2 separate regions of the Homo sapiens genome follow, and region 1 is linked to region 2. A link is a loop called in an ENCODE intact Hi-C map of the cell type or tissue named here. Cell type or tissue: mammary epithelial cell. All regions are shown on one strand. Links, peaks and the distances in the headings refer to the core of each region. The heading gives the core; the rest is flanking DNA.

Region 1 (5,373 bases), core at 116-5,115, 50 kb after region 2:
ATTTTTAGGAGAGATGGGGTTTCACCATGTTGGGCAGGCTGATCTTGAACTCCTGACCTCAGGTGATCCACCAGCCTCAACTTCCCAGTGCTGGGATTACAGGTGTGAGCCGCTGCACCGGCCTATAATTTACTTCTGAGGAGAAGAACCTTGGGGCTAGTTTTGCCATCTAGATTTTGGGATTATGAGGTGGGGGAAGAGCCTGGGGTTTACTGAATGCCACCTACATGCCAGGACTGTCCTGGGCACCCTCATGAGTCTCATTTTGCTTCCTAACAAGCCCAGTTTGTAGATGTGAAAACTGAGGCTCCGACAGTAAGTTAACTTGCCTGAAAGCACATGGAGAGCAGGGTGATGAGGAAGGAAAATAATCTCCTTTTGCTGGAGGCCAGGTGCTGTGGGTTATGGACAATCCTCTCATGTTACTTTTGTTTCTTTGGGTCCCCCAAGAAGGGAGAACAGGGCTGTGATGACCCTCTCCTCTCCTGTCCTCCCCTCCCCCAGCCTTGCCCGGCAGCAGACTCTGGAGGATGTCCAGAGCTGGGCTGCACCAGTACCTGTGGCTGTCACCTAGTCTTGGCTGCACCCACAAGACTGACAGGAGTGTGGAATGGTGCATCGGAAGACTTAGGTTCTGCTCCCAGCTCCCCCACGAATCAGCTGTGTGACCTTGACAAAATCCCTGGACATCTCTAGTCTTGATCTAAGATCTAAGGGGCAGAGACTGTGCTTATTCCTTTTGATCCCCAATGCCCCAAGCAGGCTCTGGCACATATTAAAGCAGTTATTCAGAGTCTGTTGACTACGTCTGAACATGGAGTCGTTGGACTTCATAGGAATTTATAAGCTTTTTAAAAAGCATAGTGTGCTTTGCTCAGATGATACCTTGGAAGTGCAATATATCGAGTGGATAAAGGTGGTGGTGAGCCGGGGAGGCCAGGGCCTGACATCCTCACCTCCTCCTTGGTGGCCCTGGCAGCATCTCCATTGGGTTAGGTATACTTAGGGTATCTTCCACCTCTATCCTCTGATTCTGTCTCCCATCTTCTGATTCAGACTACCGAGCGTGGAAGAAGCAGAGGTGCCCAAGCCACTGCCCCCAGCCTCCAAAGATGAGGACGAGGACATCCAGAGCATCCTCAGAACACGGCAGGAGCGGAGGCAGAGGCGGCAGGTGGTGGAGGCTGCACAGGCCCCCATCCAGGAGAGGCTGGAGGCAGAGGAGGGGAGGAACAGCTTGAGCCCTGTGCAGGCCACACAGAAACCCCTAGTCTCCAAGAAGGAACTGGAAATCCCACCTCGCCGGAGACTGAGTCGGGAACAGCGGGGCCCCTGGGCCCTGGAGGAGGAGAGCTTGGTGGGCAGGGAGCCAGAAGAGAGGAAGAAAGGGGTTCCAGAAAAGTCCCCAGTCTTGGAGAAGTCCTCCATGCCAAAGAAGACGGCACCTGAAAAGAGCCTGGTCTCCGATAAAACCTCCATCTCTGAGAAGGTGCTGGCCTCAGAGAAGACATCTCTATCAGAGAAGATAGCAGTGTCAGAGAAAAGAAACAGCTCAGAGAAGAAGTCTGTTCTAGAAAAAACCAGTGTCTCTGAGAAGTCGCTGGCCCCAGGGATGGCACTGGGCTCAGGAAGGAGGCTGGTGTCTGAGAAAGCTTCCATCTTTGAGAAGGCACTGGCCTCAGAGAAGAGCCCAACTGCAGATGCTAAGCCGGCCCCAAAGAGGGCCACAGCCTCAGAGCAGCCCCTGGCGCAGGAGCCGCCAGCCTCTGGGGGAAGCCCAGCCACCACCAAGGAGCAGAGAGGAAGGGCCCTCCCTGGGAAGAACCTGCCCTCTTTGGCAAAGCAGGGGGCTTCAGACCCTCCGACTGTGGCCTCCCGCCTCCCACCCGTCACACTCCAGGTTGGCAGTGTCCCGTCCCTCCCACCCTTCTACTCTGCCACCTGGCTGGCACTGCCGGCCAGTCCCACCCAGGTAGTCCCTGGTTCCCTGGCTGCCTCCATCCTCCTACCTGCAGGCTGGCCTTGGAAGTCTCTTCTTTCCCTGCCTGCTTCTAGCCATGGTCAGAGCAGGGAGGCTGAGATGGGGCAGGCTGCTGGAGCTTAAAGGGGCACCAGCTGTGGGGCAGGGAGCATCTGGTGCCCCCCACCATATCCTCATCCAGGGCCTGGGCTCCAGGACCCCGGCAGACTAGTGGGGAGCCTCAGATCCTTCTAGAAGCTCCCCTGGAAAGCTCTGCCTGGTGCCCTGGCCCCAAGGGACTTTGTCTGTGAGCCACTCCCACAGCAGATGAAGGAGGCAGGAGAGAAGGCACAGGGCTGTCTCATTCTCCCCTCTTCCTGCAGCTCCTGGGGTGAGCCATGGGGTTTATGGCTGCCCCGGCTTGATGGGCCCTAGACCTCTTATGTGACACTCCCCCTGCTCCATCCAGGTGAAAATCCCCAGCAAGGAGGAAGAGGCAGATATGTCCTCACCCACACAGCGAACCTACAGCAGCTCCCTCAAACGCTCCAGCCCCAGGACCATCTCCTTTCGGGTGAGAGCCCTGGGCACCCTGGTCTGCGAGCCACTGGAGGGCAAGTGGAGGAAGCCCGCATCCATTACAACATAGGAGCCGTAGGTTAGGTAGGAAGGTCCCCTGGATAGAGAGGAGCTTTGGATTCCCATGGGTGGCCCTGAACAAACAAGGTTGTATTCAGCAGAGGAGAACAGGTTAGTAACCTGGGGGGTAGGTGCCAGTAAGCATGAGCAGCCCCACCTAGTGGGCAAGGCCAGGGCTGCATGAAGACCGGACAGGCAGGGCTGGCCCTGGGCTGCAGGGAGGTCCACACCTGCCTTCATCAGTTCCTGGCCTCACCTAGGAGACTTGTCTAGGAGGGGAGGGGAGGAACAGAGAGCAGCAAGGCTCTCCTACTGCTCCCTGCCCTGCCACTCTCCCAATAGTACAAACTATGTGGATTGGGGAAATCTCGTCTTGCTTTGTCCTGGTGTTTATTCTTGGTTCTTCTGTTCACTGGGTCATTCACTCAATCATTGGGTATCATGCCTCTAATGTGTGCCAGGCCCTGGAGAGGTGGCCCAATAGCGACTGGTGCCCCCACAGAGCTCATGGGCAGTGGGAGGCAGATAGGAAACAGGTGGTTACAGGTGCCCTGCGAAGGAAGTCTGAAGAAAGTCTTCTGACCCATATTAGTGGGTGGGAACCTGTGTCTTCCAGATACAAACAAGGATCTTTAACGAAGGCTTGTCCACATATTTCTTTGGTGGGGTTGACCCCTGGTAGAAGGGGTGGGAGGTCTGAAGAGGAGGAGGACATGTCTTGAGAGCTGGGCTCCTCACTCGAGGGGGCCACCGATTTCCCGGGGACTCCCACACAACAATGCCTTTCCTTCTCATTTCAGATGAAACCCAAGAAAGAAAACTCGGAAACAACCCTAACTCGCAGGTGGGGGGCCTGGAGGCTCTGGTTCTTTCTATTTGGCCATGTTCAGGCTATTTTCTGAGTACCTGCACCCGCCCTCCTTGTGCCAGGCTGTGCGGTAGGGCACATGAGGGGAAGGTGCAGTCCTTGCCCAGGGCTCCAGATCTGGCAGGGGGATGGGATTAACAGGATGAACTCAGGCGGGATAAGATGGAACAAGGATGGGGAAGGATCAGGGAGAGCTGCTCAGAGGAGGCAGGGCTTGGGTGGGGCCCCAAAGGGGGATGAGGGTTTAGCCTTGAGGTTAGGACAGGGAAAGGGGGCTTTCTGGGAGGGAGACCACGAACAGTGTAAGGGAGGGGAAGCCCCTGCTCCAGCAGGCCTGGTTGGGGGGCTGTGGGTCTGCAGGTTTAACAAGGATTCCTGGGCTCGCTGGTGTTGATGCAAGAAGCCTGAGGACTATGCTTTGAAAAAAAAGCAAAACTGAAATAGGATCTGAGAAGCAGATGTGCTTATGTATTAGGAATGTCATCCACTCATGCTGTATTCATCTGCCCCATGAACATTTACTGGAGCCTACTACACTAGGCTAGGCCTGGGGGCTGGGGTGGGGGTGGAGGAGGAGGAGTACAAAGACAAATGACACAGCTGCTGTCCTCAAGCAACTCACACCCACCCAGCAAACCTATAGCAGCTCTCTCAAACATGAGAACATTACATACTGGCCAACCAGGGAGGGACAGGGACACAGGAATATGAACCCAGGGCTAGGAGCTCAGGAGTAGCTGCACCTGCTCAGCCTGTGAGAGCTGGGGAAGGTGTCATGGAGCAATTGATTTTCCATGAACTAGCAGGAAGTTTGCTCATGTAAAACTGGAGGAATAGCATTTTAAATAGAGGGAACAGCATGTGAAAAAGGCAGAGTGAAGAGCATGGTGTCCAGCTGGCTGGCACACAGGCATACTGTGGGGGAGGGAAGGGGAGGGCCCAGATCACTAGAGCCTTGTATGCTGTGCCAAGGCCTATGGGGTCTGAGCTGGAAGGACAGGATCAGATTTGAGGTAGGAGCAGCCATGTGGAGAGCTCACGGTGGCAGGCTGGGAGAGCAGGTAAGTGGCGATTGCTGTGATGGGGAAGACGGAAAGGAAGGACCTGCTTTGGGAGGTGTTTTGCAGTGGAAATGACAAGGTATGGGGGAGAAGGGATGTCCTATTGAATGGGACGTTTCTTGGAAGTGGAGGGAAATCCCTGGCGTCTGTAAGTTCCTCATGTTGGCCAAGTCAACACAGCCTGCTGTGTGATGGAGGGCCACATTCTCTTGGCCACAATGAGAACGTGTGATGGGGCTGCTCCTCAGGCCCTGGGGGCAGGCCTGGTCTCCCTGGGTGTCTCACTTGGCTCGCCTGTTCCATCTTCCATCCTGCAGTGCCAGCATGAAGCTCCCAGACAACACAGTGAAGTTGGGAGAGAAGCTGGAGAGATACCACACGGCCATACGGGTGGGTGGGGGCTTCTCCTGAGGGGCGGAGGGTGCAGGATGAGTAGTGGGCATGGCCCTTTCCCCTCCCCAGCATGGGTCAGCTGTTGGTGTTCTTGGTTCCCAGAGATCAGAATCTGTCAAGTCTCGGGGTCTGCCTTGCACTGAGTTATTCGTGGCTCCTGTGGGTGTAGCCAGCAAGCGCCACCTCTTTGAGAAGGAACTGGCGGGCCAGAGCCGAGCAGAACCAGCCTCCAGCCGGAAGGTGAGGGGCTCAGGCCCCACAGGGTCCTTAGGGTGATTAGCCCTGACGTCTCCAAAACCCAAATCTTGGCTGTGGCAATGCTAGAAAACTGTTTTCATGTGTCAATTAATGTTGGCAGAACCTCCATTTGAGTTCCCATTCACGTTCCTGAGCCCATCTCCTTAGCTGGGCACACAGCTCCCTGGGGGAAGGGGAGGGGGCTGTCCCAGGTA
Region 2 (5,373 bases), core at 283-5,282:
AAAAAAAAAAAGAATGAGAAAGAGTTCCTTTTGTTTTCTGAATGTTATTTTTTCCTTTTTTGTATGGATTCTCTTCCCATTTCATGGGTGCAATATTATCTCTCTGTCTTTGGAAATATTAATCATAGTTTTTTGATGTTTTGTTCTGTTGTTTGCATTGTATGTTTTGTAAACCAACAAGTGTCTGAGACAGATCTCAGTCGATTTAGAAGTTTATTTTGCCAAGGTTGAGGACACGCTTAGGAAAAAGAAACACAAACCACGGTAGGATCTGTGGCCTATGCTTTTTTCCAGAGAGGGTTTTGAGGACTTTAGTGTTATATTAATTATTAATAAAATTAATAATATCACATTAATTAACTATATTAATAGTCCCTTCAGGACTCTGTCTCCCCTTGACTTCTGTGACATCATACTAATCTTATTCTAGCCCTGTCTCTTTTTCTCTCCTCTTCTGAGTTTCTTCCTCTGCCTCCCTTTAAAACACATCAATGGTTGGGTGTGGTGGCTCACACCTGTAATCCCAGCACTTTGGGAGGCTGAGGAGGGTGAATCACCTGAGGTCGGGAGTTCGAGACCAGCCTGGCCAACATGGTGAAACCCCATCTCTACTAAAAATACAAAAATTAGCCAGGCATGGTGGGCACCTGTAGCCCCAGCTACTCGGGAGGCTGAGGCAGGAGAATCGCTTGAACTGGGGTGGGGGAGGTTGCAGTGAGCCAAGATTGCACCACTGCACTCCAGCCTGGATGACAGAGTGAGACTCTGTCTCCAAAGAACAAAACAAAACAAAACAAAACAAAACAAAACAAAACAAAACAAAACACATCCATGCCCCTTGGGGCTTATTCTTAACCTTCGTCTCTTCCATAGTGAGAGTAAACTTGCTAGAGTTCCCCACACACCATGCTTTCTTAGGCCACTGTGCCGTGGCCAGGCTGTTCCTTGGGTCTGTAGTGCCCTTTGTCCTTGGTTGCCTGATGAACTCCTATACATCCTACAAAACCTGGCTCAGGGCTTATGCCCCCTGCAAATCTTCTCTTGAGTCCCCTCTGAGAGAATTAATCACTACCTTCTCAGTATGACATTAAAACACGTTATTGCATGTATTATAAATGTTTGGGGAGTTTTTATATATTCATGTGGCCAACAAGGCAGGAAAAGCAGGCTTCCCTTCTGTCTGGATTTTAGACTGCATCACAAAAAATTCACATTTATCAAGGTAGGTGGAGAGGATACCAGGGAGGGTATAGCAAGAGTATACTTCACTCCAGGCTGAACCCCCTGAATTATTCTGAGGTGGCTGCACCTGGAGTTGGGAGTGAATATCATTTTGTTACAGGCTGTGAGATTCTTGGCTCCCTGGACTCCGCAAGGCACCTTGGGAACCTCAATATCCTTCAATAGTGGAAACGGGAATTTTCTTCATACCTCGGTCTCCTGAGGCATCAGGGACCATCCACTCACTCCTGGCTCCACACCTCCCTCTAGGGTCAGCCGCCTTCTCTCCAAGCTCTCTCCACTTCTCAGTGTCACTGTTGGCCACGCCCAGAGAGGAGCAGGGGCTACTGCAGCTGGTGTCTCTTCCTGGGATGAAGCATCTTGAAGTCTTTAGAGACACTTGTGCACACACTACAGGCCTCCTTCCCATGTGTGTCCTTGAATGGGTTCCAGAGGGTCTCTGAGCCCGCTGGAATTGGTGTGGAATAGCTTTTGGCTTTTCAAAATGATGTGTGTGAATGCTTTTGCATTGCAAAAGTTTTCAAAGGAAGCTTGAACCCCCTTCCAAAAGTTAAGAACCATAGAACACTTAGATCCTCAAGGGAATTCTGGGATTACAGGGAGACCTCACTTTAAGAAAGATAGACAGGTCCAAAGCAACTATGTTGGAGTTACAGTAACTGCATTGCAAGACGCTTCTCTCACATGAACTGTATTTGTTGCTCTCCAAGCTTTAGCCCTGGAATCCACCCAGATCACCTAGCTGTGAACAAGCGTGCAGGGAAGGTTCAGGGAGTGATGAATAAGAGGCTGGGACTGGAAACACTTTTGATTGTTTATCATGTGGGTGGAGGGAGGAGGGACATTCACATACAATCAGCCACTTTGAAAATTTCACACCCAAGCGATCTCAGGCATATAGTCAGTCACAAACAAGTCACCCACACGTTCTTTCCCTTTCTCTCTCTGTTTCTCTCTCTCTCTTCACACACACACACACACACACACACACACACACACAGGCACGCGCACACACATGCACACACATGCACCAAGGCTCACCAATGCTCCCTCTGGTGGCAAGAAGAAGAACTTTATCTCTTTATTCCAGGAATAGAAATACAGCTCCCGGGACTAGGTCAGCCAATGCCAGGTTTTTCTCACATAACCCACACGGAGTACTGAAACAAAATTCACAGTTTTATAATGCCACTGTTTCATGCAGTGCCTTCAGGGCATTTTATTAAACCACAAAATACCTGGAGCTCACTAGCAATGACTGATCTTACACACAATAACTTGGATATTAAAAATTCTTGGGCTGGGTGCGGTAGCTCACTCCTGTAATCCCAGCACTTTGGGAGGCCAAGGTGGGCAGATCACCTGAGGTCAGGAGTTTGAGACCAGCCTGGTCAACACGGTGAAACCCCGTCTCTACTAAAAATACAAAAATTAGCCGGGCGTGGTGGCTGGCGCCTGTAGTCCCAGCTACGTGGGAGGCTGAGGGAGAAGAATCACTTGAATATGGGAGGCAGAGGTTGCAGTGAGCCAAGGTTGCACCACTGCACTCCAGTCTGGGTTACAGAGAAAGACTCCGTCTTAAAAAAAAAATTATTGGTTGAATCCTGTTATTGGCTGCCATTGGACATAATTAAAAATCATACTTTATGTTTTCTTGATTATTTCATCTTTTATGTTATTTTGTAGATGATAATGTGAATCAGGATAATAACAATAATAATCTGCTAAAAACATAGAATGTTGTTCTCAGATTAATAATAAAGGGTGTAAAGTCAGGTCTCAGTGTAGCAGCCCCGGGTCACCAACTTTGAATGAAACATTTATACGCCTGGCCAGGTGCAGTGGCTTACACCTGTAATCCCAATGCTTTGTGTGGTCAAGGTGGGAGGATCGCTTGAGCCTAGGAGTTTGTGACACTCTAGGCAAGAGAGGGAGACCCAGGACCGCTTTACACCCTTTGTTAAGGACTCCAAAGACCTTTTGTTTAAGTCAGTTAAATCTATCAATATTCTCCATATCAGAAATTAAAACTGAGAAAAAAGGTAAACATATATATGTTTGAGACAGAGTCTTGCTCTGTTGCCCAGGGTGGAATGCAGTGGCACAATCTTGGCTCACTGCAGCCTCCGCTTCCTGGGTTCAAGCGATTCTCATGCTTCAGCCTCCTGAGTAGCTGGGATTCCAGGCATGTGCCACCACGCCTGGCTAATTTTTGTATTTTTAGTAGAGACAGGGGTTTCACCATGTTGGCCAGGCTGGTCTTGAACTCCTGAGCTCAAGTTATCTGCCCGTCTCGGCCTCTCAAAGTGCTGGGATTAAAAGTGTGAGCCACCGCACCCAGCCTAAAATATATTAATTCATTTAGTAACTATAATAAGTCCATTTTACATGTTAACTTATTTTATTATATGTCATAAATAATGTAACAATATATTATACATTATAATGTAAAAAATAAATACAAATAAAATATTATTTAATATAAATAAAAGGTTTTGTGATAAAATTACAGAGCAGAAATACCTAGTGAAGAGTGGCATTTTATTACATTTTTACAAATCCTTTTACTTGTCTGGCCTAATAGAAAACAGTTGGATTCTCATATCTGCTTTGCAATCAATCTGTTTGTTAGAAATACAACAAAAAAATATCTAGTCTTGCATAGATATGTAGTCAGAAAACAGAAGTTTTTTTTTCAAGACAGATTCTCATTCTATTGCCCAGGCTGGAGTGCAATGGCATGATCTTGGCTCACTGCAACCTCCACCTCCCTGGTTCAAGTGATTCTCCTGCCTCAGCCTGCTGAGTAGCTGGAATTACAGGTGCACGCCACTATGCCCAGCTAATTTTTGTATTATAGTAGAGACGGGTTTTACCATGTTGGCCAGGCTGGTCTTGAACTCCTGACCTCGTGATCCGCCCACCTCAGCCTCTCAAAGTGCTGGGACTGCAGGAGTGAGCCACTGTGCCCGGCTGAGAGAAGTATTTTAATAGCATTTTCAGAGAATTGTGGATATTCTTGGGTACTACATCAAAACTCGATAAGTGGGAGTTTCTTAAGGGTTAGCTACAATGTACAATCTGAAACCTATCAATAAAGTTTTAATACTCTGGATTTTGTGACATTATGCCTTGGTCATTTGGAGGATATTGATGTTCCGAGTTATGCATATTTTCCAAATGTTGATGCATTTCATACATTAAACAATGATAAACAATTACATTCTTAATATCACCATTGATCTTATCTGAAAAGTCTTTACGTGTTTGGGAACCTGTCAAGCTCATGATGGCAGATAGAACTTTTCAAGATTCAAATTTTTGTTGGAAAGCTTGAATTTTATAATTGGCAACAAGTACTCTGAACTGTTTTCCTTGGAGTTACAGGCTTAGGCTGGGTGCGGTGGCTCATGCCTGTAATCCCAGCATTTTGGGAGGGTGAGTCTGAAGGATCACCTGAGGTCAGGAGTTTGAAACCAGCCTGCAACATGGTGAAACCCCGTCTCTACTAAAAACACAAAAAATAGCTGGCCGTGATGGTGCATGCCTGTAATCACAGCTACCCGGGAGGCTGAGGCACAAGAATCACTTGAACCTGGAGGGTGGAGGCTGCAGTGAGCCGAGATTGGGCCACTGCATTCCAGCCTGGGTGACGGAGCAAGATTCTGTTTCAAAAAAAAAAAAAAAGTTACAGGCTTACTTTGTTCATTTTTGAGAAAATAGTCAAGTCCAATTAACAGTTTTTCTTTTTCTTTTCTCATCTCTTTATTTTTTTTTGAGACAGGGTGCCCCTCTGTTGCCCAGACTAAAGTATGGTGACTTGATCTCAGCTTACTGTAGTCTCGACCACCTGTGCTCAAGTGATCCTCCCACTTTAGCCTTCTGAGTAGCTGGGACTACAGGCATGTGCCACCACGCGTGGCTAATTTTTGCACTTTTTTGTAAAGACGACGTCTCTCCATGTTGCCCAGGCTGGTCTCCAACTCCTGGACTAAAGTGACCCTTTCACCTTGGCATCTCAAGGTGCTGGGATTACAGGAATGAGCTACTGCATCCGGCCAATAGTCCCCTCCCCTCCCCTTTCCTCCTCTCCCCTCCCCTCCCCTTCCCTTCCTTTTTTTTTTTTTTTTT

The links. Hi-C counts contacts between places; a loop is a spot of excess contacts. Peaks named below come from ENCODE experiments on the same cell type or tissue, not always from the same donor. Only the 100,000 strongest peaks of a DNase experiment are listed, where the experiment ranks them.
Region 1: a loop joins it to region 2, with 11 times the contacts of the local background. A loop is called at or near these places in 3 of 110 quality-filtered maps.

The regions. Positions count from the first base shown.
Region 1 is chr1:201,382,862-201,388,234 of GRCh38, reverse strand. It overlaps LAD1 (ladinin 1), which reads left to right. Exons shown (of 10, transcript NM_005558.4): 3 at 1,057-1,900; 4 at 2,430-2,534; 5 at 3,400-3,443; 6 at 4,846-4,918; 7 at 5,024-5,161. Among named protein-coding and RNA genes, the nearest start is that of TNNT2, 7.9 kb to the right of the region's middle. In mammary epithelial cell, for the core only: a CTCF peak has its summit at 2,755 (motif pointing left); a DNase peak (open chromatin) is centred at 2,744.
Region 2 is chr1:201,432,785-201,438,157 of GRCh38, reverse strand. No RefSeq gene overlaps it. Among named protein-coding and RNA genes, the nearest start is that of TNNI1, 14 kb to the right of the region's middle. In mammary epithelial cell, for the core only: a CTCF peak has its summit at 2,292 (motif pointing left); DNase peaks (open chromatin) are centred at 2,047 and 2,347; H3K27ac peaks cover 976 bases.